Linked DNA regions of Homo sapiens: region 2 is linked to region 1. A link is an interaction called in ENCODE POLR2A ChIA-PET data of the cell type or tissue named here. Cell type or tissue: PC-3. All regions are shown on one strand. Links, peaks and the distances in the headings refer to the core of each region. The heading gives the core; the rest is flanking DNA. Region 1 holds the start of HORMAD1 (HORMA domain containing 1). Region 2 holds the start of ADAMTSL4-AS1 (ADAMTSL4 antisense RNA 1).

The links. ChIA-PET counts read pairs that join two places held together with the same protein. Peaks named below come from ENCODE experiments on the same cell type or tissue, not always from the same donor. Only the 100,000 strongest peaks of a DNase experiment are listed, where the experiment ranks them.
Region 2: POLR2A ChIA-PET joins it to region 1 with 15 read pairs; 7 of 35 experiments call an interaction of 5 or more read pairs at or near these places.

What each region holds. Positions count from the first base shown.
Region 1 is chr1:150,720,816-150,737,425 of GRCh38, reverse strand. HORMAD1 (HORMA domain containing 1) reads left to right here and starts at 16,531. Exons shown (of 15, transcript NM_032132.5): 1 at 16,531-16,610. It overlaps CTSS (cathepsin S), which reads left to right. Exons shown (of 8, transcript NM_004079.5): 8 at 4,281-7,238. The coding sequence ends at 4,380. RefSeq lists cis regulatory regions at 179, 2,306, 6,536, 6,863-6,867 and enhancers at 107-251, 2,234-2,378, 6,461-6,605, 6,794-6,938, 8,376-9,141. In PC-3, for the core only: no CTCF peak of the experiment used is centred there; no DNase peak of the experiment used is centred there.
Region 2 is chr1:150,567,739-150,577,041 of GRCh38, reverse strand. It overlaps ADAMTSL4-AS1 (ADAMTSL4 antisense RNA 1), which reads left to right and starts at 2,490. Exons shown (of 4, transcript NR_104133.1): 1 at 2,490-2,918; 2 at 3,221-3,383. It overlaps MCL1 (MCL1 apoptosis regulator, BCL2 family member), which reads left to right. Exons shown (of 3, transcript NM_021960.5): 3 at 1-2,484. It also overlaps the pseudogene RN7SL600P. RefSeq lists enhancers at 8,522-9,233, 9,234-9,303. In PC-3, for the core only: no CTCF peak of the experiment used is centred there; no DNase peak of the experiment used is centred there; H3K27ac peaks cover 711 bases.

The DNA.
Region 1 (16,610 bases), core at 13,391-15,890:
ATTTTTTTAAAAGTAGACGGACTCAGCCCGGCTCAGTGGCTCACGCCTGTAATCCCAGCACTTTGGGAGGCCGAGGTGGGAGGATCACCTGAGGTTGGGAGTTCGAGACCAGCCTGGCCAACATGGAGACACTCCATCTCTACTAAAAATACAAAATTATCCGGGCATGATGGCGCACGCCTGTAATCCCAGCTACTCAGGAGGCTGAGGCAGGAGAATCACTTGAACCTGGGAGGTGGAGGTTGCAGTGAGGCGAGGTTGTGCCATTGCACTCCAGCCTGGGCAACAAGAGTGAAACTCCGTCTCAAAAAAAAAAAAGTAGATGGACTCTACTTGAGTCCAATCTGATGTACTCATACCTGGATAATAATAAAAATAGCTACCTTCACTTAGTAAGCATTGGCTATATACCAAATATTGTGTGAGTACTTTAAATACATTCTCTCATTTAATTTTTAAAGTACTCTTATGAGATAGGCATTTAGTTAACAAACTCACCTAAAGTTGAACAGTTTGAGTGAAAGAGCTATAGAATTAATAAAAATATACAACTTGGTAAGTACCGAAATGAACATTTGGAGCAGATCTTGTATAATTCTGAAGGCAAGACTTTGTCCTCAGATACTTTATTTAGCTTAAGATTTTTTTTTTTTATCAGTTTCATTGTTTAAGGGAAGTTAGCAGGACTCAGTCAAAAAGAGGTCTGGGATCTTTTGCAAAACTGGGGGCAATTGATCTTGGTCGGTAAAACTGAGAAAAGTAAATTGTTTAGATGTTGAATGGGGTCTGGGATTCCTTGGTCTCACTGACTGAATTCATACTGCTAGTAACTAGACCCTCAATTCAATTTTCATACTAGAACTCAGGTCCAAATTCAGTTCACCTAAAATGATTTATTTTACCTATTATTTAATGCAGTGACCATAGTAGGATATAAATTACATGAGATCCTAGATGTACTGGTCTGAATTTCATTCCCCATATGACTTCACTCACAGAGATAACTGTAGGGATAGGCATAGATAAAAGTTAGAGTGGGCTTTGGAATAAAATAATCCTAGATTTGACCTCTGGCTTCACAATTTACTATCTATGTGACTTTTGGCAAGCTACTTTACCACTCTGCCCTTCTGTTTTTTTCTTTAGTAAAAGAAGATAATATTCACCTCACAGGATGATGATTAAATTAGATAATTTATGTTAATCTGTTTGGCAGAGTAAGTGCTAAATAAGTGGTGTCTATTAATATTAATAATAGCCTGGCCGGATTCTTGTTATTGCTTTTGCTTATCAAACTGGATATTAAAAGAGCATTGCTACAGCCTGGGCAACATAGTGAGACCTCTTCTTTACTAAAATAAAAAATTGGGCCAGGCGCAGTGGCTCACGCCTGTAATCCCAGCACTTTGGGAGGCTGAGGCGGGCAGATCACAAGGTCAGGAGATCGAGACCATCCTGGCTAACACGGTAAAACCCCATCTCTACTAAAAAATACAAAAAAATTAGCCAGGCGTGGTGGTGGGCGCCTGTAATTCCAGCTACTGAGGAGGCTGAGGCAGGAGAATGGCGTGAACCCGGGAGGCGGAGCTTGCAGTGAGCCGAGATTGTGCCACTACACTCCAGCCTGGGCCACAGAGCAAGACTCCATCACAAAAAAAAAAAAAAAAAAATTGGCCAAGCATGGTGGTATGCACATGTGGTCCTAGCTACTTGTAAGGCTGAGGCAGGAGGATTGCTTGAGCACAGGAGGTCGAAGCTGCAGTGAGCTGTGATTGCACCACCACACTCCAACCAGGGCAACACGGTGAGACTCTGTCAAAAACAAACAAACAAACAAAAAAACCCACTACAGCCAGTGGTTTATTAGAGGTGACGATGGAGTTTGAATTTTATTGTAAAGGCATGGAGAGCCATTGACAATTTCTAAGCAGTGGAGTGGCAATTAAGTGAAAGGAAGTAAAGAAAGGAGCTCATGAAAATGTTTGAGAAGGACTGACCAGAGAGAGATAAGAAAATCAGAACATAGTAGTGTCTTGAAGCCAAGAGACCAGTAAGGTGGGAGTAGACAAGTGTGTTAAATGGTACAGAGAGAAAAAAATAGGACCTGCAAAATGTCCAATGAGGGCTGATACATAGAATATTTAAGGCCTCTTAAAGCACAGTCCTTTTAAATGGTGTCATTTGTCTTCCAACAATAAACCAGCATTTCTTAGGTTCTCCACTGCATGCAAAAACACAAACTTTGAGTCCCTGAGCCAAAATTTCTAACAGCTTCCCTTTGCCTTTGTAATTGAAGTACATGTTCCTCCACCTGCTGTTCTAAGCTGTTCACAACATGGCCCCAAACCAGCTTTCTATCCTCTTTTTCCACTATTCTACTAAAGATATCCAGTTTTCCTTTCAACTAAATTTCTTACTGCTCTCCAGACACACTAGGCATTTTCTCAATTTCACACTTTTATTTGTATCCTAGAGCACTTAATGAATTTTGCCTTGTATGATATTTATATACCTACCACTATAAAATCTCAGAATGATAAAGAGCTTCAGAAATCATTCCTCTTACAAGGATTTTCTAAGTTTTTTCATCAGTCTTGGTAAAGTAAGAAAAATAAGAATATTTTGGTGACTTTTTCATTAATATAAATTTATTTACTCAAAAGACTATCCTTAAAATAGAGATTATGTCTTTGGATTTTTTGCTTTTGGTGTTAAAATGTATTTTCTTTTACAACATAATGGTGACAGTAAGTAGTATGGTTTTTATTTATTTTCTTTTTTTGAGACAGTCTCACTCTGTTGCCCAGGCTGGAGTGCACAGGCGCAATCTCGGCTTACTGCAACCTCTGCCTTGCCTCCCAGGTTCAAGCGATTCTCCTACCTCAGCCTCTCGAGTAGCTGGGACTACAGGCTCATGCTACCATGCCCAGCTAGTTTTTGTATTTTTAGTAGAGACGGGGTTTCACCATGTTGATCAGGCTGGTCTCGAACTCCTGACCTCAAATGATCTGCCCGTCTCTGCCTCCCAAAGTGCTGGGATTACAGGCTTGAGCCACCGTGCCCGACCAATAGTATGCTTTTTAAAAAAGATGACCATACAGCCGGGCGTGGTGGCTCACACCTGTAATCCCAACTCTTTGGGAGCCTGAGGCGGGTAGATCACTTGAGGTCAGGAGTTGGAGACCAGCCTGACCAACATGGAGAAACCCCATCTCTACTAAAAATACAAAATTAGCCGTCGTGGTGGCACATGCCTGCAGTCCTAGCTACTTGGGAGGCTGAGGCAGGAGAATCACTTGAACCCAGGAGATGGAGGCTGCGGTGAGCTGAGATTGCACCATTGCACTCCAGTCTGGGCAACAAGAGCGAAACTTCACCTCCAAAAAAAAAAAAAAGATGTCCATACATGCTAATTTTAAAATTGATAACTGTATATCTATCTGTAAAAACTTTTTGAACTCCTCTAAGTCCATTAAATCAAAAAGTGAAACACTGATCTACTCGAACCCTAATCCGACCCATGATTTTTCTCTGCAACATCTCTAACAAGTAGCCTCTGCTGCAGAGTAGGTAAGGAATACAGGTGCATGCCACCATGCCTGGCTAATTAAAAAAAAATTTTTTTTGTAGAATCAGGGACTTGCTATTTTGCCCAGGCTGCTCTCAAACTCTGGCCTCAAACAATCCTCCCACTTCAGCCTCTCAAAGCACTTGGATTACAAGTGTGAGCCACCATGCCTGGCTCATTTTTCAATAGCTTTAATTATGAGAAAGTCAGCTCCACTTCTAGATCAAAAAGCTCTTTCAGAGCTGCATTTTTGTTGTTTGCTTTAGAATTCCCTGCCCTATACCTTTTTCATAGTAGTCACTCAAAAATATTTCTTAATTGACATTCTCTAGAGGAATTTAAGTTTGATAGAAAATCATTACACATGATACTGTTATCAAAAAATTTAGAGATAAAGGCTTATAAAGGATACTAATACTCTTTCTTTAGAGAAGGCATATTTGCAAAGTAGGAGGATTAAAGGACTGGGATGGATCTTACTATAGTTTTCCTTAGGTATTAAGTCTATTCATCAATATAGCACTAAAGCTTTCCAAACCATTATTTTGAGTTACCTGAAATCCCTGGAGAAATTATTACCTTATTTCATTCTAATTTTGTTTTACGGCCTTTCATATGTAATCACTTATAGGAGAAAAACAATGAGATAAAAAGTTGATAACATGGTTTGATTGTACGCATTTGTAATTTTGTATTATTTCTTTTTCTAAAGCTGGGGCCACAACTTTGGTGAAGAAGGATATATTCGGATGGCAAGAAATAAAGGAAATCATTGTGGGATTGCTAGCTTTCCCTCTTACCCAGAAATCTAGAGGATCTCTCCTTTTTATAACAAATCAAGAAATATGAAGCACTTTCTCTTAACTTAATTTTTCCTGCTGTATCCAGAAGAAATAATTGTGTCATGATTAATGTGTATTTACTGTACTAATTAGAAAATATAGTTTGAGGCCGGGCACGGTGGCTCACGCCTGTAATCCCAGTACTTGGGAGGCCAAGGCAGGCATATCAACTTGAGGCCAGGAGTTAAAGAGCAGCCTGGCTAACATGGTGAAACCCCATCTCTACTAAAAATACAAAAAATTAGCCGAGCACGGTGGTGCATGCCTGTAATCCCAGCTACTTGGGAGGCTGAGGCACGAGATTCCTTGAACCCAAGAGGTTGAGGCTATGTTGAGCTGAGATCACACCACTGTACTCCAGCCTGGATGACAGAGTGGAGACTCTGTTTCAAAAAAACAGAAAAGAAAATATAGTTTGATTCTTCATTTTTTTAAATTTGCAAATCTCAGGATAAAGTTTGCTAAGTAAATTAGTAATGTACTATAGATATAACTGTACAAAAATTGTTCAACCTAAAACAATCTGTAATTGCTTATTGTTTTATTGTATACTCTTTGTCTTTTTAAGACCCCTAATAGCCTTTTGTAACTTGATGGCTTAAAAATACTTAATAAATCTGCCATTTCAAATTTCTATCATTGCCACATACCATTCTTATTCCTAGGCAACTATTAATAATCTATCCTGAGAATATTAATTGTGGTATTCTGGTGATGGGGTTTAGCAACTTTGATGGAAGAAAATATTAGGCTATAAATGTCCTAAGGACTCAGATTGTATCTTTGTACAGAAGAGGATTCAAAACGCCACGTGTAGTGGCTCATGCCTGTAATCCCAACACTTTGGGAGGCTGAAGTAGGAGGATCGTCTTGAGCCCAGGAGTTCAAGACCAGCCTGGACAACATAGTGAGACCTTGTCTCCACAAAAATAAAAAAGAAACTATCCAGGAGTGGTGGTGTGTGCCTGTGGTCCCTGCTATGCAGATGTCTAAGACAGGAGGATCACAAGAGCCCAGGAGGTTGAGAATGCAGTGAGCTTGTAATTGCACCACTGCACTCCAGCCTGGGTGACAGAGCAAGACCCTGTCTTAAAAAAAGAGGATTCAACACATATTTTTATATTATGTTAAAGTAAAGAAATGCATAAAAGACAAGCACTTTGGAAGAATTATTTTAATGATCAACAATTTAATGTATTAGTCCAAATTATTTTTACGTAGTCATCAACAATTTGACCAGGGCCTTTATTTGGCAAATAACTGAGCCAACCAGAATAAAATAACCAATACTCCACTGCTCATATTTTTATCTAATTCAGATGGATCTTCCTTACAACTGCTCTAGATTAGTAGATGCATCTAAGCAGGCAGCAGGAACTTTAAATTTTTTAAGTTCATGTCTATGACATGAACAATGTGTGGGATAATGTCATTAATATATCCTAAATTAACCTAAACGTATTTCACTAACTCTGGCTCCTTCTCCATAAAGCACATTTTAAGGAACAAGAATTGCTAAATATAAAAACATAAATAATACCATAATACATGGCTATCATCAAAAGTGTATAGAATATTATAGTTTAAAAGTATTTAGTTGATTACTTTTCAGTTTTGTTTTGTTTTTTGAGACGGAGTCTCACTCTGTTGCCCAGGCTGGAGTGCAGTGGCACCATCTCAGTTCACTGCAACTTCTGCCTCCCGAGTTCAAGCGATTCTCCTGCCTCAGCCTCCCGAGTAGCTGGAATTATAGGCGTGCACCACCACGCCCAGCTAATTTTTGTATTTTTAGTAAAGACAGGGTTTTGCCACATTAGCCAGGCTGGTCTCAAACTCCTGACCTCAGGTGATCCACCCACCCCAGCCTCCCAAAGTGCTAAGATTACAGGCGTGAGCCACTGAGCCCAGCCTACTTTTCAGTTTTTAACATAATTTTTGTTTTATCCACAACTTTTCAAGTATTGAAAGTAGAATAAAAACATGGGTTCTTAGTCTTTAGCTATCTGTTAAAGCCTATGAATGCCTTCTTAAAATCATGTTTTTAAATGCATAAAATATATAGGATTACAAAGGAATCTAATTATATCGAAATACAGTTATTAAAATGTTAAAAGATAAGTTTGTTATATATTAATATGCATGCTTCTTTATAAATGCATTAAATAAGAGTTAATAGCTATCCTAAATTTGAAATAGTGATAAGCATAATGAAAATAGATGCAAAAAACTAATGTGATATGAAAATATCTGGGTTTTTCTTTTGATGATGAAGTATTGCTAATATTACCGTGGTTTATGAACTATGTTCAGAATTGAAGAAAATCCTAACTTTCAGTTAGAGGTTAGTGACGGGGTTCAGGACACCCTACACAAAATACAGCACTTTGACATATTGAATATTTTAAGCTGAAGGCATTTGAGGAAATTGCAGAAGCAGGAAGGTGACTCTGACCTTCTGCCTGCTGTTCTCCCCAGAAGCAGCCATAAAACCTGGGAAGGATTTTCTGACCTTCCCCTGAAGTAGATCATAAGACTGTCATGTAAGAGGTGCTCTCCTGGCACCCAGAGAAAAGGAGCATCCTTACCTCCAAAAGCACAGGGACACAAAGAGGAATCTAAACAAACAGGCCTCTCAGTTTCCCCCAGTTTATTACATTTAGCTTGTTCACACTTTGCCCTATGACATTTCTACATCACTGGCTGCTCTTCATCAAACCTACTATAAAAAACATTCAAGTTCAACTGTTTCTTTGGGCCTTTATTTCCTTATGGAGCCCCTCGTGTCGTGTAAAACTTATATTAAATAAATGTGCATGCTTTTCTCTTGCTAATCTCTCTTTTGTTATAGAGATCTCAGCCCTAAACCTAGGATGGATAGAAGGAAACATATGTTCTCCCCTACATTAGTAAAAATAAAAATGGAATTTTTTACCCATACAAATTCATAAATTCCCTGAATTCTATCCAAGGAGACTTTGAGAGTTGTGGCTCTCAAGTAAAGAATGCCTGAACTGCTCTCCCTCCCCCTCCCCCTCCCCCTCCCCCTCTCCCCACGGTCTCCCTCTCATGCGGAGCCGAAGCTGGACTGTACTGCTGCCATCTCGGCTCACTGCAACCTCCCTGCCTGATTCTCCTGCCTCAGCCTGACCAGTGCCTGCGATTGCAGCCTCGCGCCACCACGCCTGACTGGTTTTGGTGGAGACGGGGTTTCGCTGTGTTGGCCGGGCGGGTCTCCAGCCCCTAACCACGAGTGATCCGCCAACCTCGGCCTCCCAAGGTGCGGGGATTGCAGACGGAGTCTCGTTCACTCAGTGCTCAATGGTGCCCAGGCTGGAGTGCAGTGGCGTGATCTCGGCTCACTACAACCTACACCTCCCAGCCGCCTGCCTTGGCCTCCCAAAGTGCTGAGATTGCAGCCTCTGCCCGGCTGCCACCCTGTCTGGGAAGTGAGGAGTGTCTCTGCCTGGCCGCCCATCGTCTGGGATGTGAGGAGCCCCTCTGCCTGGCTGCCCAGTCTGGAAAGTGAGGAGCGTCTCCGCCCGGCCGCCATCCCATCTAGGAAGTGAGGAGGCCTCTTCCCAGCCGCCATCACATCTAGGAAGTGAGGAGCGTCTCTGCCCGGCCGCCCATCGTCTGAGATGTGGGGAGCGCCTCTGCCCCGCCGCCCCATCTGGGATGTGAGGAGCGCCTCTGCCCGGCCGAGACCCTGTCTGGGAGGTGAGGAGCGTCTCTGCCCGGCCGCCCCGTCTGAGAAGTGAGGAGACCCTCTGCCTGGCAACCACCCCGTCTGAGAAGTGAGGAGCCCCTCCGCCCGGCAGCTGCCCCGTCTGAGAAGTGAGGAGCCTCTCCGCCCGGCAGCCACCCGATCTGGGAAGTGAGGAGCGTCTCCGCCCGGCAGCCACCCCGTCCGGGAGGGAGGTGGGGGGGGGTGTCAGCCCCCCGCCCGGCCAGCCGCCCCATCCGGGAGGGAGGTGGGGGGGGTCAGCCCCCCGCCCGGCCAGCCGCCCTGTCCGGGAGGCAGGTGGGGGGGTCAGCCCCCCGCCCGGCCAGCCGCCCCGTCCGGGAGGTGAGGGGCGCCTCTGCCCGGCCGCCCCTACTGGGAAGTGAGGAGCCCCTCAGCCCGGCCAGCCACCCCGTCCGGGAGGGAGATGTGGGGGTCAGCCCCCCCACCCGGCCAGCCGCCCCATCCGGGAGGGAGGTGGGGGGGTCAGCCCCCCGCCTGGCCAGCCGCCCCGTCCGGGAGGGAGGTGGGGGGGTGAGCCCTCCGCCCGGCCAGCCGCCCCGTCTGGGAGGTGAGGGGCGCCTCTGCCCGGCCGCCCCTACTGGGAAGTGAGGAGCCCCTCTGCCCGGCCAGCCGCCCCGTCCGGGAGGGAGGTGGGGGGGTCGGCCCCCCGCCCGGCCAGCCGCCCCGTCCGGGAGGGAGGTGGGGGGGGTCAGCCCCCCTGCCCAGCCAGCCACCCCGTCCGGGAGGTGAGGGGCGCCTCTGCCCGGCCGCCCCTACTGGGAAGTGAGGAGCCCCTCTGCCCGGCCACCACCCCGTCTGGGAGGTGTTCCCAACAGCTCATTGAGAACGGGCCAGGATGACAATGGCGGCTTTGTGGAATAGAAAGGCGGGAAAGGTGGGGAAAAGATTGAGAAATCGGATAGTTGCCGTGTCTGTGTAGAAAGAAGTAGACATGGGAGACTTTTCATTTTGTTCTGCACTAAGAAAAATTCCTCTGCCTTGGGATCCTGTTGATCTGTGACCTTACCCCCAACCCTGTGCTCTCTGAAACATGTGCTGTGTCCACTCAGGGTTAAATGGATTAAGGGCGGTGCAAGATGTGCTTTGTTAAACAGATGCTTGAAGGCAGCATGCTCGTTAAGAGTCATCACCAATCCCTAATCTCAAGTAATCAGGGACACAAACACTGCGGAAGGCCGCAGGGTCCTCTGCCTAGGAAAACCAGAGTCCTTTGTTCACTTGTTTATCTGCTGACCTTCCCTCCACTATTGTCCCATGACCCTGCCAAATCCCCCTCTGTGAGAAACACCCAAGAATTATCAATAAAAAAATAAATTAAAAAAAAAAAAAAAAAGAATGCCTGAACTAAGCAAGTAGAATAATGAAATACTTTTTAAAAACTTCACTGTATGCCCAATATAAAGGGAAATTATTAACAATAAGTAATTTCAAACTTATAGAGATAAAAAATTATCTAAAAATATAAATTTAAAACAAAAACATTTAGAATTTATTCTGGAACAATTTCTAGACAGTAGTATGCAAGATGACTTGAAGAAAATTTTTTTAAAAGCCAGGTGCAGTGGCTCACACCTGTAATCCCAGCACTGTGGGAGGCTGAGGTGGGAGGATCGCTTGAGCCAGAAGTTCAAGAGGCTGGTCTCAAACTCCTGGGCGCAAGTGATCCTCCTGCCTCTTGTTATGAGCACATAAAAAGATCTCCATCTCTACAAAAAATAAAAAAGTTAGCCAGGTGTGGTGGTATGTGCCTATAGTCCCAGCTACCAGGGGAAAGGCTGAGGTGGGAGGATCACTTGAGCCCAGGAGATTGAGGCTGCAGTGAGCCATGATAGCGCCATTGCACTCCAGCCTGGGTGACCTTGTTTCAAAATAAATAAATTGGCAAATAATAAAATAAATAAAATTTTAAAATGAGACAACCTAGGCCGGGCGTGGTGGCTTACGCCTGTAATCCCAGCACTTTGGGAGGCCGAGGCAGGCAGATCACTTGAGGTCAGGAGTTGGAGACCAGCCTGGCCAACACAGTGAAACCCCGCCTCTACTAAAAATACAAAAATTAGCTGGGCATGGTGGTGGGTGCCTGTAATCCCAGCTACTTGAGAGGCTGAGACAGGAGAATTGCTTGAACTCAGGAGGTGGAGGTTGCAGTGAGCCGAGATCATGCCATTGCACTCCAGCCTGGGCAACAAGAACGAAACTCTGTCTCAAGAAAAAAAAAGAGACAATCTAAAAGATATTCTAGTAGTCTATATGTGTGGTGATAAAGCCCTAAACTAAATACATCATTTCTGAAAACAGCAAAAAAATAAAAAATAAAGCAAATCTGGGAGCCATCACAGAGTAAAAGTTGACAGAATTTTAAACTGTATAATAAAAGTAAAGAAACGGTGCTTGCTTTGGCAGCACATATACTCAAATTTGAATGATACAGAGAAGATTAGCCAAAAAATTTGAAAAATTATATTAAAAAAAGAAACAAGAAGATTTAAATATTCCAGAACTAGGCATCCATGAGACAATGCCATTAAAACATATAACATAAATGTGACAGATACTTAGTATTTCCTTTCTCTTTTCTTTTTTCCTTTCTTATCTTTTTTTTTTTTTTTTTGAGACAGGGTCTCACTCTGTCACTCAGGCTGGAGTGCAGTGATGCCATCACTGCTCACTGCAGCCTTGAACTCCTGAACTTAAGCTATTTTCTCACCTCACACACCTTCCCCACCCCTCCAGTAGCTGGGACTAGAGGTGCAAGCCACCATTTCTGGCTTATTTGTGTGTGTGTGTGTGTGTGTGTGTGTGTGTGTGTGTGTGTGTGTGTGTAGAGATGGGAGTCTCATTATGTTGCCCAGGCTGGTCTCCAACTCTTGGCCTCAAGTGATCCTCCCACTTTGGTCTCCCAAAGTACTGGGATTACAGGCATAAGACTTACTATTTCTTTGAATCAAATTATTATTTTTTGACTCTTCTCTTCTAGATGAGAATCTTGATGATGCTTCAAGTATGCATACTCTAAGTTACCAGAAAGACTATAAATCAGAACATGTAATAAAGGGGGCCGGGCGTGGTGGCTCATGCCTGTAATCCCAGCACTTTGGGAGGCCAAGGCAAGCCGATCACCTGAGGTCAGGAGTTCGAGGCTAGCCTGGCCAACATGGCAAAATGCCACCTTTACTAAAAATACAAAAATTAGCCTGGCGTGGTGGTGGACGCCTGTAACCCCAGTTACTTCAGAGGCTGAGGCAGGAGAATTGCTTGAACCCAGGAAGGGGAGGTTGCAGTGAGTCGAGATCACGCCACTGCATTCCAGTCTGGGTGACAGAGCAAGACTCTGTCTCAAAAAAAATGAAAAAAAATGAAAATAGGCCTGGCATAGTAGTTCATGCCTGAAACACTTTGGGAGGCTAAGGCAGGAGTATTACTTGAGGCCAGTAGTTCAAGATCAGTCTACACAACATAGCAAGACCCTGACTCTACAAAAAAATTAAAAAGTAGCCGAGAGTTGTGGCACACACCTGCGGTCCTAGTTGTTACAGAGGCTGAGGAGGGAGGATTGCTTGAGCCAGGAGTTTGAGGCTGCAGTGAGGTATGATTGCATCACTGCACTCCAGCCTGGGAGACTGAAAGAGACCTTGCCTCTAAAGAAAAAAAAGTGGCTGGGCACAGTGGCTCATGCCTGTAATCCCAGCATTTTGGGAGTCCAAGGTGGGCAAATCACCTGAGGTCAGGAGTTCAAGACCAGTCTGGCCAACATGGTGAAACCCCATCTCTACTAAAAATACAAAAATTAGTTGGATGTGGTGGTGCGTGCCTGTGATCCCAGCTACTGGGGAGGCTGAGGCAGGAGAATCCCTTGAACCCAGGAGGTGGAGGTTGCAGTGAGCCAAGATTATGCCACTGCACTCCAGCTTGGGCAAAAGAGTGAGACTCCGTCTCAAAAAACAACAACAACAACAACAACAAAAAAAAACACACAAAACAGTGACTTAATTATAATTCAAAATAATTATTAGACCAAGATTTTCACTATTTTTAACCCTAATAACAAGGTTCTAGTCTTCATTTCTCTCCTAGTTGAATGACTTTGGGCAAATCTTTTCATATCTAGTGGCTGTTTTCTCCTTTGTAATGAAGATATGTCAAAGTTTATGAGTACAGGCTTATCTTGTTTTATTGTGCTTTGCTTTATTGTGCTTTGCAGATATTGCATTTTTTTTACAAATTGCAGGTTTGTAGCAACCCAGAATCAAGTAAGTCTGTCAGTGCCGTTTCCCAACAGCATATGCTTACTTCATGTCTTTGTGTCACATTTTGGTAATTCTTGCAATATTTTAAACTTTTTCATTATTATTATTATCTACTATGGTGATCTGTGATCAGTGATCTTTGATGTTACTATGATAATTGTCATAGGATGTCAAAAGCCGCACCCATGTAAAATGGCAAATATAATCAATAAATGTGTGTGTTCTAACTGCTCCATTTACTGGCTGTGTCCCCATCTCTCTCCCTCTCCTTGGGCCTCCCTATTTTCTAAGACACAGCAATATTTAAATTAGGTCAATTCATAACCCTACAATGTTGTCTATGTGTTCAAGTGAAAGAAAGAGTTGCATGCCTCTCACTTAAACGCTGAAAATGATTAAGCTTAGTGAGGAAGGCATGCCAAAAGCCAAGATAGGCTGAAAGGCCTCTTGTGCCAAATAGTTCACCAAGTTGTGAATGTAAAGGGAAAGTTCTTGGAGGAAATTACAAGTGCTACTCCAGTGAACACATGAATGATAAGAAAGTGAAGCAGCTTTATTGGTGATATGCAGAAAGTTTGAGTGGTCTGGATAGAAGATTGAGCCAGCCACAACATGCTCTTAAACCGAAGTCTAATCCAGAGCAAGGCCCTAACTCCTCAATTCTAGAAAGGCTGACAGAGATGCAGAAGCTGCAGAAGCTGCAGAAGAAAAGTCTGAAGCTAGCAGATGTTGGTTCATGAGGTTTCAAGGATGAAGCCATTCTCCATAACACAAAAGTGCTGAGATCGTGCCACTGCACTCCAGCCTGGGCGACAGAGTGAGACTCCGTCTCAAAAAAAAAAAAAAAAAAAAAAAAAAGTGCAAGGTGGAGCATCAAGGGCTGATGTGGAAGCTGCAGCAAGTTATCCAGAAGATCTAGCTAAGATAACTGATGCAGGTGGCTATACTAAACAGCACATTTTCCACGTAGGTGAAACAGCTTTGTGGAAGAAGATTCCACTGAAAACTTTCATAGCTAGAGAAGAGAAATTAATGCCTTCAAAGCTTTAAAGGACAGGATGAATTTCTCATACGAGGATAATGCAGCTGGTGACTTACATTTGAAGCCAGTGCTCCCTTAACATTCTGCAAATTCTAGGGCCGTTAAGAATTATACTAAATCTACTCTGCCTGTGATCTATAAATGGAACAACAAAGCCTGGATGACACCACATCTGCTTACAACATAGTTCACTGGATATTTTAAGCACATGGTTGAGACCTACTGCTGCTTAGAAAAAAAGATTCCTTTCAACATATTACTGCTCATTGTCAATGCACTTGGTCACTCAAGAGCTCTAATGGAGGTGAACATGGAGATTAATGTTGTTTTCGTGTCTGCTAACAAAAAGACCATTCTGCAGCCCATGGATCAAGAAGTAATTTTGACTTTCAAGCCTTATAAGTTAAGAAACACATTTTGTAAGGGCTGTAGCTGCCATAGTGATTCCTCTGATGGATGTAGGCAAAGAAAATTGAAAACCTTCTGGAAAGGCGTCACTATTCTCGATGCCATTAAGAATATTTGTGATTCATAGGAGGAGGTCAAAATATCAACATTAGCAGCAGTTTAGAAGAAGTTATTCCAATCCTCATGGATGACTTTGAGAAGTTCGAGACTGCCATGGAGGAAGCAACTGCAGATGTGGAAATAGCAAGAGTACCAGAATTGGAAGTAGAACCTGAAGATGAGAAGATGGGACTGAATTGCTACAATCTCATGACAAAATTTGAACTGCTGAGGAATTGCTTCTTTTTTTTTTTTTTTAAGTTAGTGTCTTGCTCTGTTGTCCAGGCTGGAGTACAGTGGCGTGATTTCAGCTCACTGTAACCTCAGCCTCCTGGGTTCAAGCGATTCTCCCACCTCAGCCTCCCTAGTAGCTGGGATTACAGGCGTGCTATCATGCCTGGCTAATTTTTGTATTTTTAGTAGAGACAGGGTTTCACCATATTGGCCAGGCTAGTCTCAAACTCCTGACTTCGTGATCCACCCGCCTCAGCCTCCCAAAGTGCTGGAATTGCTTCTTATGGATGATTGAGGAAAGTGATTTATTGAGATGGAATCGATGGAATCTACTCCTGGTGAAGATGCTGAGAACAAGATTGAAATGGTAACAAAGGATTTAGAATGTTACATAAACTTAGTTGACAAAGTAGCAGCAGGGTTTGAAAGGACTGACTCCAATTCTGAAGGAATTTCTACTGTGGGTAAAATGCTGTAAAACAGCATCACATGCTACAGAGAAATCTTTTATAAAAGGAAGAGTCAATCGATGTGGTGAATGTCATTGTTGTCCTAATTTAAGAAATTGCCACAGACACCCCAACATGCAGCAAACACCTCCCTGATCAGTCAGCAGCCATTAACATCAAGGCAAGGCCCTCCACCGGCAAAAAGATGATTGTTCAGATGATCATTAGCATTTTTTAGGAATAAAGTATTTTAAAATTAAAGTATGTGCATTGTGTTTCTAGACATTATGCTCCTGCACACTTAACAGACTACAGAAAGCATAAGATATGTACAATAAATATATTAAGGGCTGGGCGCAGTGGCTCATGCCTGTAATCCCAGCACTTTGGGAGGCCAAGGCGGGCAGATCACGAGGTCAGGAGATCAAGACCATCCTGGCTAACACGGTGAAACCCTGTCTCTACTAAAAATACAAAAAAATTAGCCGGGTGTGGTGGCGGGCGCCTGTAGTCCCAGCTACTTGGGAGGCTGAGGCAGGAGAATGGTGTGAACCCAGGAGGTGGAGCTTGCAGTGAGCCGAGATCGCACCACTGCACTCCAGCCTGGGCGACAGACAGAGCAAGACTCCGTCTCAAAAAAAAAAATTTATATATATATATTAAGATATTAATAGTGTAACCATAATTTTTTTTTTTTGAAACAAGTCTCACTGCCGCCTAGGCAGGAGTGCAGTGGCTCAAACAGGGCTCACTGCCACTGCAAACTCCTGGGCTCAAGGGATCCTCCTGCCTAAGCCTCCTGAGTAGCTGAGACTACAGGTGTGTGCCACAACCTCTGCCTAATTTTTTTTATTTTTTGTAGAGACAGGGTCTCACTTTGTTGCCCAAGCTGATCCCCAATTTCTGGCCTCAAGCAATTGTTCCGCCTCAGCCTCCCAAAGTGCTGGGATTATTGGCATGAGCCACCACATCTAGCCAACATAACTTTTATACACATGGAAAACTAAAAAATTGTGTAATTTGCTTTATTATGTTGTTTGCTTTATTGGAGGGTCTGGAACTGAACTTGCAATATCTCCAAGGTATGCCTGTAATTGAATGTTTACACTGGTAAGAAATGTATTTGGATATATAATAATCTGTAAACTAAGAAGCTTGTACTACTGAATAATCTCCAACTATTAATACCTACCCACTCTGATTTTATTTTGTTTCTAAATGAGACAAATTACATTCAAAGCTATCCATTGTCCCCAATGACATAACACAGTGGAAGTGGCTAAGTAGAAGACTGCTAAAGCAAATGGTTTCCTGAAGATACAGGAGATTGGAAGGTGGGAATGCAATTTGTGGTAGTTCCAATGAGAAAATCAAAAGTCAGCCGGGTGTGGTGGCTCACGCCTGTAATCCCAGCACTTTGGGAGGCCGAGGGAGGCAGGTCACCTGAGGTCGGGAGTTTGAGACCAGCTTGGCCAACATGGCAAAACCCCGTCTCTACTAAAAATACAAAAATTAGCTGGGCATGGTGGCGGACGCCTGTAATCCCAGCTACTTGGGAGGCTGAGGCAGGAGAATTGCTTGAACCCTGGAGGCAGAGGTTGCAGTGAGCCAAGATCATGCCACTGCACTTCAGCCTGGACGACAAGAGCAAAACTCCGTCTCAAAAAAAAAAAAAAAAAAAAAAGAAAGAAAATCAAAAGTCAGAAAAACAATCAGAAATTCAGTAACTGCACATGCAGTTACTTAACCTTCCCCCTTCTGTCTGGCTTTTCCACTGCCTGAGACGTGGCGCTGAGGCTTCCCGTGTCTGAGGCTCCCAGTGCGCCTTGCGCTGCGCTTGGCGGGAAAGGTGACCTCGACCAGGGGTCAAAAAGCCACTGTCGCGCCCCAGCGGGTGACCGTTGAAGGAAAGCGCATGCGCGTCGGGCACAGCGCGTGCAGCCTCGTGCAGCTCTTCTGGTCTCCGGCGCCCGCCC
Region 2 (9,303 bases), core at 4,586-7,085, 150 kb after region 1:
AGCCAGGCAAGTCATAGAATTGATTACCCGCCGAATTCATTAATTTACTGTAGTGTTAAGAGAAGCACTAAGAATGCCAGTGACCTGTGTAAAAGTTACAAGTAATAGAACTATGACTGTAAGCCTCAGTACTGTACAAGGGAAGCTTTTCCTCTCTCTAATTAGCTTTCCCAGTATACTTCTTAGAAAGTCCAAGTGTTCAGGACTTTTATACCTGTTATACTTTGGCTTGGTTTCCATGATTCTTACTTTATTAGCCTAGTTTATCACCAATAATACTTGACGGAAGGCTCAGTAATTAGTTATGAATATGGATATCCTCAATTCTTAAGACAGCTTGTAAATGTATTTGTAAAAATTGTATATATTTTTACAGAAAGTCTATTTCTTTGAAACGAAGGAAGTATCGAATTTACATTAGTTTTTTTCATACCCTTTTGAACTTTGCAACTTCCGTAATTAGGAACCTGTTTCTTACAGCTTTTCTATGCTAAACTTTGTTCTGTTCAGTTCTAGAGTGTATACAGAACGAATTGATGTGTAACTGTATGCAGACTGGTTGTAGTGGAACAAATCTGATAACTATGCAGGTTTAAATTTTCTTATCTGATTTTGGTAAGTATTCCTTAGGTTTTTCTTTGAAAACCTGGGATTGAGAGGTTGATGAATGGAAATTCTTTCACTTCATTATATGCAAGTTTTCAATAATTAGGTCTAAGTGGAGTTTTAAGGTTACTGATGACTTACAAATAATGGGCTCTGATTGGGCAATACTCATTTGAGTTCCTTCCATTTGACCTAATTTAACTGGTGAAATTTAAAGTGAATTCATGGGCTCATCTTTAAAGCTTTTACTAAAAGATTTTCAGCTGAATGGAACTCATTAGCTGTGTGCATATAAAAAGATCACATCAGGTGGATGGAGAGACATTTGATCCCTTGTTTGCTTAATAAATTATAAAATGATGGCTTGGAAAAGCAGGCTAGTCTAACCATGGTGCTATTATTAGGCTTGCTTGTTACACACACAGGTCTAAGCCTAGTATGTCAATAAAGCAAATACTTACTGTTTTGTTTCTATTAATGATTCCCAAACCTTGTTGCAAGTTTTTGCATTGGCATCTTTGGATTTCAGTCTTGATGTTTGTTCTATCAGACTTAACCTTTTATTTCCTGTCCTTCCTTGAAATTGCTGATTGTTCTGCTCCCTCTACAGATATTTATATCAATTCCTACAGCTTTCCCCTGCCATCCCTGAACTCTTTCTAGCCCTTTTAGATTTTGGCACTGTGAAACCCCTGCTGGAAACCTGAGTGACCCTCCCTCCCCACCAAGAGTCCACAGACCTTTCATCTTTCACGAACTTGATCCTGTTAGCAGGTGGTAATACCATGGGTGCTGTGACACTAACAGTCATTGAGAGGTGGGAGGAAGTCCCTTTTCCTTGGACTGGTATCTTTTCAACTATTGTTTTATCCTGTCTTTGGGGGCAATGTGTCAAAAGTCCCCTCAGGAATTTTCAGAGGAAAGAACATTTTATGAGGCTTTCTCTAAAGTTTCCTTTGTATAGGAGTATGCTCACTTAAATTTACAGAAAGAGGTGAGCTGTGTTAAACCTCAGAGTTTAAAAGCTACTGATAAACTGAAGAAAGTGTCTATATTGGAACTAGGGTCATTTGAAAGCTTCAGTCTCGGAACATGACCTTTAGTCTGTGGACTCCATTTAAAAATAGGTATGAATAAGATGACTAAGAATGTAATGGGGAAGAACTGCCCTGCCTGCCCATCTCAGAGCCATAAGGTCATCTTTGCTAGAGCTATTTTTACCTATGTATTTATCGTTCTTGATCATAAGCCGCTTATTTATATCATGTATCTCTAAGGACCTAAAAGCACTTTATGTAGTTTTTAATTAATCTTAAGATCTGGTTACGGTAACTAAAAAAGCCTGTCTGCCAAATCCAGTGGAAACAAGTGCATAGATGTGAATTGGTTTTTAGGGGCCCCACTTCCCAATTCATTAGGTATGACTGTGGAAATACAGACAAGGATCTTAGTTGATATTTTGGGCTTGGGGCAGTGAGGGCTTAGGACACCCCAAGTGGTTTGGGAAAGGAGGAGGGGAGTGGTGGGTTTATAGGGGGAGGAGGAGGCAGGTGGTCTAAGTGCTGACTGGCTACGTAGTTCGGGCAAATCCTCCAAAAGGGAAAGGGAGGATTTGCTTAGAAGGATGGCGCTCCCAGTGACTACTTTTTGACTTCTGTTTGTCTTACGCTTCTCTCAGGGAAAAACATGCAGTCCTCTAGTGTTTCATGTACATTCTGTGGGGGGTGAACACCTTGGTTCTGGTTAAACAGCTGTACTTTTGATAGCTGTGCCAGGAAGGGTTAGGACCAACTACAAATTAATGTTGGTTGTCAAATGTAGTGTGTTTCCCTAACTTTCTGTTTTTCCTGAGAAAAAAAAATAAATCTTTTATTCAAATACAGGGTGTGATATGGGTCTTTTCTCATCGACGCCTCTTTTTCCTTCCCTCTCTTAGGCAAACCTTTTAGAGAAGTCAGCTGAGCAAATATGTACAGGTGAATTCAAAGCAAAAGCCTCACAAAGTTGATTTGCCTTAGAGCAAAGGACAGTTCCTTTCTTCAATTCTAATTAGAGGTGTTGGGTTTTTAATTAAATATATTACTGCTGTACTTAGAGGAGTTCTTAAACCTCCAAGTAAAATCAAAAACCTCTTTAAAATCAAAATTTCTGTCTTGATTTATTTATTTATTATTTTTTTTTTGAGATGGAGTTTTGCTCTTGTTGTCCAGGCTGGAGTGCAATGGCACGATCTCCGCTCACCGCAACCTCCGCCTCCCAGGTTCAAATGATTCTCCTGCCTCAGCCTCCTGAGTAGCTGGGAATACAGGCATGCGCCACCACACCCAGATAATTTTGTATTTTTAGTAGAGATGGGGTTTCTCCGTGTTGGTCAGGCTGGTCTTGAACTCCCGACCTCAGGTGATCTGCCCACCTCTGCCTCCCAGAGTGCCAGGATTACAGGCGTGAGCCATCGCACCCAGCCTCTGTCTTGATTTTTTTGAATCACCAGGTGTTGGTATGTTTTGTTTTGTTTTGTTTTGAGGCACAGTCTCACTCTTTTGCCCAGGCTAGAGTGCAGTGGGGCAATCTCGGCTCACTGCAACCTCAGCCTCCCGAGTAGCTGGGATTACAGGTGCCCGCCACCATGCCCGGCTAATTTTTCTATTTTTGGTAGAGACGGGGTTTTGCCGTGTTGGTCAGGCTGGTCTTGAAGTCCTGACCTCAGTGATCCACTCGCCTCAGCCGAAGTGCTGCGATTACAGACCTGAGCCACTGCGCCCAGCCTTGATCTTGAGGTAAGAGGGTACTGTACAGCAGTTACTCTATCATAACACCTAAATAATACCTAAAGTTAAAGAGTTTTGATGAAGTTCTTGGCAGCAGTGCTTTTCCCCTTCTGCTTTCCAAAAGGAGGTAAAAAGAAGCCAGTCAATTTCAAAAACCCCTATCCTGCTTTTATTTTCAGCTACCTTGAAAGTGAGCTGAATCACCATGGAAATGTGCAAATGTGAGGTTTGCATACTTGGTTTTAAGCCCTGAGCACCATATGCTAATCAGGCAATCAGGATTCTGTGCCTCCCTGCAGTCAGTTGCATTTCTATTTAAAAGTGCATTTTGGTTTGGAAGCCCCTTTCTGGAGCCTAACTACCAAAAGGCAGCAACTTTTTGTATCATTACAAAGAAAGCTGTGTAAGTGCACTCCCAAGCAAAGGTGTGGTAGGAGAGTAGCAGCCACAGAGGACCCAAGCCCAAGTCTTGGCCTGAGTTAAGTTAGTGCTATTGCTCCCATTGACGTGCTATGATGTGAAGCCGTTTCTGGTACAGTGTTCCTTTGCTCAGCACCTTAAAAGCTTGGATTTAATAGTAACTGGGTAACCTTAATCAGTAGTCAGAATTATCAACACTTTGCTTTATTTGACACAACCAGACTTTCTCAGTTCCTGTTCTGTATCTAGAGCAACGTCTTCATACTGTTTTTTCACAAAATTTTTATTTAAAACAGTTGTGACAGCCGAAGGATTTTTTTTTTTTTTTTTACAAAATTAAAATGAAATAACTTGTACAACTGGTGCGTACCATGGCTCCAGCCAGATGCCCAAAGCACTGGCTATTAATTCCTGGAGTTCAGATGGTCAGTTGAGTCTATCCTAGTTTTTTGCTTCACTTGTTCAATCATGGAACTTTCTAGAACGCTGCCACTCTTCAAAGGCTTCTCAATTTCAAATTTGAAAACTTAATTCTCTCCCTCTTAGTTTCAAAGTTGTTACAGTGTTATCTATGTGAAGTATGTGGAAAGTTGGGGGCTGGGGATTTTCCTCCAGGCAGATTAAGAAACAGCTCTCCGGGTCGGGCGCTGTGGCTCAGGCCTGTAATCCCAGCACTTTGGGAGGCTGAGGCAGGAGAATCGCTCGAACCCGGGAGGCGGAGGTTGCAGTGAGCTGAGATCATGCCATTGCACTCCGGGGCCTGGGCGACAGAGCCAGACGCTGTCTCAAAAAAAAAAAAAAAAAAAAGGCACGGTGACTCACACCTGTAATCCCAGCACTTTGGGAGGCCAAGGTGGAGGGATCATGAGGTCAGGAGTTTGAGGCCAGTCTGGCCAATACAGTGAAACCCCATCTCTACTAAAAATAAAAAAAATTAACTGGGCATGGTGGCGGGCGCCTGTAATCCCAGCTACTTGGGAGGCTGAGGCAGGAGAACCACGTGAACCTGGGAGGAACCCCGGAGGTGGAGGTTGCAGTGAGCCGAGATCGTGCCACTGCACTTAAGCCCAGGTGACAGTGTGAGACTCTGTCTCAAACAAAATAAATACCTCTCTAGTGAGGTGGCTCACGCCTGTAATCCCAGCACTTTGGGAGGCCAAGGCGGGCTGATCACTTGAGGACAGAAGTTTGAGACCAGCCTGGCCAACACGGTTAAACGCCACTACTGGTGGCGGGCACTAGTAGTCCCAGCTATTCAGGAGGCTGAGGCAGGAGAATTGCTTGAACCCAGGAGGTGGAGGTTGCAGTGAGCCAAGATCATGCCACTGCACTCCAGTCTGGGTGACAGAGCGAGACTTCCTCTCAAAAAAAAAAAAAAAAAGGCCAGGGGCGGTGGCTTATGCCTGTAATCCCAGCACTTTGGGAGCCCAAGGCGGGCAGATCACCCGAAGTCAGGAATTTGAGACCAGCTTGGCCAACATGGTGAAACCCCGTCTCTACTAAAAATACAAAAATTAGCTGGGTATGGGGTCACGCGCCTGTAGTCCCAGATTGCAGTGAGCCAAAATCACACCACTGCACTCCAGCCTGGCGACAGAGCGAGACTCCATCTCAAAAAAAAACACCTCCGAAAATTTGGTGTCCTTTACTAATAATTCTTGGGAAGTAGAAAAAGGATATACGTAGCAAGCTTTTGTTCCCACACTATACTTGGTTTCTAATTTGCAGTTCCCTTCTTGACCTGCATAGAATAATAGTTATTTTCCATTGGGAAATGAGAAATCTTCAACATTGAGGTAAGTTAGGATTTTTTTTTTTTTAAGAGGTGGGGTCTCACTCTATTGCCCAGGCTGCAGTGCAGTGGGACTATCACGGTTCACTGCAACCTTGAACTCCTGTGCTCAAGCAATACTCCCACCTCAACCTCCAAAGTAGCTGGTACTACAGGTACCTCACCATGCCTTGTGTTTTGTTTTGTTTTGTTCATAGAGATGGGGTCTTGCTATATTGCCCAGGCTTGTCTATTTAGCAGGAGCTCTAGGCAGCCAGATGTTGAGAGTGTCTTCATTTTTCCATTACATGACAGTAGACTGCTTATTATGTATCATGAACTGTTAGATAATGGAATTATAAAGAGATCATTCTTCCCCTTAAGAAACTCAAAAAAAGAGGCCGGGTGCGGTGGCTCACGCCTGTAATCCCAGCACTTTGGGAGGCCAAGGCGGGCGGATCACAATGTCAGGAGTTCAAGGCCCGCCTGGCCAATATGGTGAAGCTCCGTCTCTAGTAAAAATATAAAAATTAGCCAGGTGTGGTGGTGGACTCCTGTAGTCCCAGCTACTTGGGAGGCTGAGGCAGAAGAATTGCTTAAACCCGGGAGGCCGAGGTTGCAGTGAGCTGAGATTGGGCCCCTGCACTCCAGCCTGGGAGACAGAGCAAGACTCTGTCTCAAAAAAAAAGAAAAAAAAAAGAAACTCAAAAAAAGATTGGGGAATAGTTCAAAAGAAACATGACAACTAACTACACATGTCAAAAAGCTATAAAGGACATGGGGACATTTGCGGAAATTTATGGATTGTATGTTACTACTGTATCGATGTTAAATTTCTTGAGTATTATACCTTGTTTTTAGGAGATGCATGCTAAAGAATTTATGCATAACGAATCCCATAATGAGAATGCAAATGTGGCTAGATGTTAAAGTTTGTGATCTAGCTGGGTGCAGTGGCTCATGCCTGTAATCCCAGCACTTTGGGAGGCTAAGGCAGGCAGATTGCTTAAACCCAGGAGTTTGAGACCAGCCCAGGCAATATGGTGAAACTCCATCTCTATAAAACATAAAAAAAATTAGCTTGGCATAGTAGCACGTGCCTGTGGTCCCAGCCACTGGGGAGGCTGAGGTGGGAGAAACGCTTGAGCTTACGAAGTCGAGGTTGCAGTGAGCTGAAATTGTGCCACTGCACTCCAGCCCAGGCAACAGAGTGAGACCCTATCTTAACAAAAAAAGAAACACACACACACACAAAGTTTACAATCTAGTAAGAGTCATAGACATGGACAGAAATAATTAGAAGGCACTGTACAAAGCATTGTAGGGTTGGGAAAAAGCAGGGTGACAACTTCTAGACGTAGAGGGTGGTAAAGAAGGCTTCATAAGAAATGTGAGGTTGGACCTTAAAACATGAGTAACGAGGCTGGGCACGGTGGCTCATACCTGTAATCCCAGCACTTGGAGAGGCTGAGGTGGGTAGATCACCCGAGGTCACCAGTGTGGCCAACATGGTAAAACCCCATCTCTACTAAAAACACAAAAATTTGATGAGCGTGATGGTGCACACCTGTAATCCTAGCTTCTTGGGGGGCTGAGGCCGGAGAATCACTTGAGCCCGGGAGGTGGAGGCTGCAGTGATCCGAGATCATGCCACTGCACTCCAGCCTGGGCAACAGAACGAGACTCAAAAAAAAAGATGAGTAAGAAACACGTACCAAAGCATGGAATTGGGAAAGACCCTCTGGGTGTATGGAGATGGGAGAAGCAGGGATGGACTGTGTAGGTAATTTTCTTATTCCATCTTCCTTCCCTGCCTTCTTTCTCTGCTCGCCGCTCTTGGTCAGTGAATACTGTATGACTTCAGTTTTTCCCATCTCAGGCCTTATATAAAAATATTAGAGCCAGGCGTGGCGGCTCATGCCTGTAATCCCAGCACTTTGGGAGGCCGAGGCAAGCAGATCACCTGAGGTCAGGAGTTCGAGGATAGCCTGGCCAACATGGCGAAACCCCATCTCTACTAAAAATACAAAAAAATTAGCTGGGCGTGGTGGCTTATTCCTGTAGTCCCAGCTACTCGGGAGGCTGAGGCACCAGAATCACTTGAACCCGGGAGGCAGAGGCTGCAGTGAGTCATGATCACGCCACTGCACTCCAGCCTGGGTGACAGAGCGAGACTCCATCTCAAAAAAAAAAAAAAAAAAAATTTGGCCAGGCACAGTTGTACGTACCTATAGTCCCAGATATTCTGGAGGCTAAGGCAGAAGAATCACTTGAGCCCCGGAGTTCAGGGCTATAGTGTGCTACGTTGATCTGGTGTTCACGCTAAGTTCTGCATCAATATGGTGACTTCCTGGGAGTGGGGGACCATCAGGTTGCCCAAGTAGGGGTGAACCTGCCTAGGTTGGAAATAGAGCTGGTTAAAACTCCTGTGCTCCTCAGTAGTAGAATTGCACCTGTGAATAGCCACTGCTCTCCAGCATGGGCAACATAACAAGACCCTGCCTCTTAAGATAAAATTTGGAAAACACTGATAGGAAAAAAAGGCTCTTTGGTCTAAATAAGTCTGGACTGGGTATAAATGACACACAACTGGATGGACTGTGTTTAGGAAGTAGAAAAGACTCAATTGCTTCCTGTATCATGTTAAAGTGGTGACCCTAAACACACAATCTCAGGATCATAGCCATCTTTGGATCTAGACTGAAGGAGTTGGCATTGGCAGGCCTGGTTTGAATAAAGTTGCTCTTTTAAGAGCATCACCTAAGGTAGGTCACTGGAGCCTCACTGGTCCTTCACCCTCTAGGTTTTACATAGTCAGGGAAAGGAACCAAGGTTTTGCCTAAGAGCACTATGCTGTCTGCAGAACAGAATTTTAATAAGAGCTTCCAAAAGTTATTTAACTGGAACCCTAAGATACTGAATGGTGGCTTCCACTCTCCCTGATCCTGTTCCCGTGGGAGACTCAACTATTGCTATTCCCATCCTGATTCAAAAAACCAGTTTGCTCTAGCTGCCCAGACTTCCCCACAGGCTGCATTCTTGCCCATGAGCTCATTGTTTTGGCTTCTTTGCCTGTATAAGTCTACTGCCAGTGCCAGAGGTCTCAGCCCGGGGCCCCCTAACTAGCTGGGGCTGCATTCCATTCAGAATTTCACCACCCCCACTTGGTGTTCTTCCCGCCCTCATGTGGTCACATGTGTATGTTTACTCAAGTTAGCCTGGGACAAGGTGTGCTGGGATAGAGAGCCAAAGAAGCAGAGAAGGAAAAGAATGTTTAACTGTTAGGTTTCATCCTGGATTAGATTTCAGTAAAAATGCTTTCAGTTCTGTGCCCTAAAAAATGTTAATTTTCTTGTCTGGTAGGAGGAGCTGGTTTTGAAAATTTTGCTATACATTTCATAGTCTACCCTACTGGGCTGGTTATGACTCTCAGGTATTCAGATTTGAAGGCGAGAATGCGGTTAATTCTCCCTGGGAAACACCGCATTCACATGCATTTTATTCCTGAAGCTCCTATGCCCAGATCTATCAGGCCTGCCTTTCTCAGCTCACAACGCCATCCTTTAGGTTGCCTGGAGCAGTTCCCACCGTCTCCGGCCCTTGGTGGAAATGGGGGGAGGGGAGACAGCTGGCCTGCTGCAAGGGAGCAGCTGTTCGGTTTCACTGCTTTGTTACTGAACTTTCCTGAGGGGAGGATACCTTGTTTATTTCCTTTTGCATGAGAGCCCAAATCTAAGG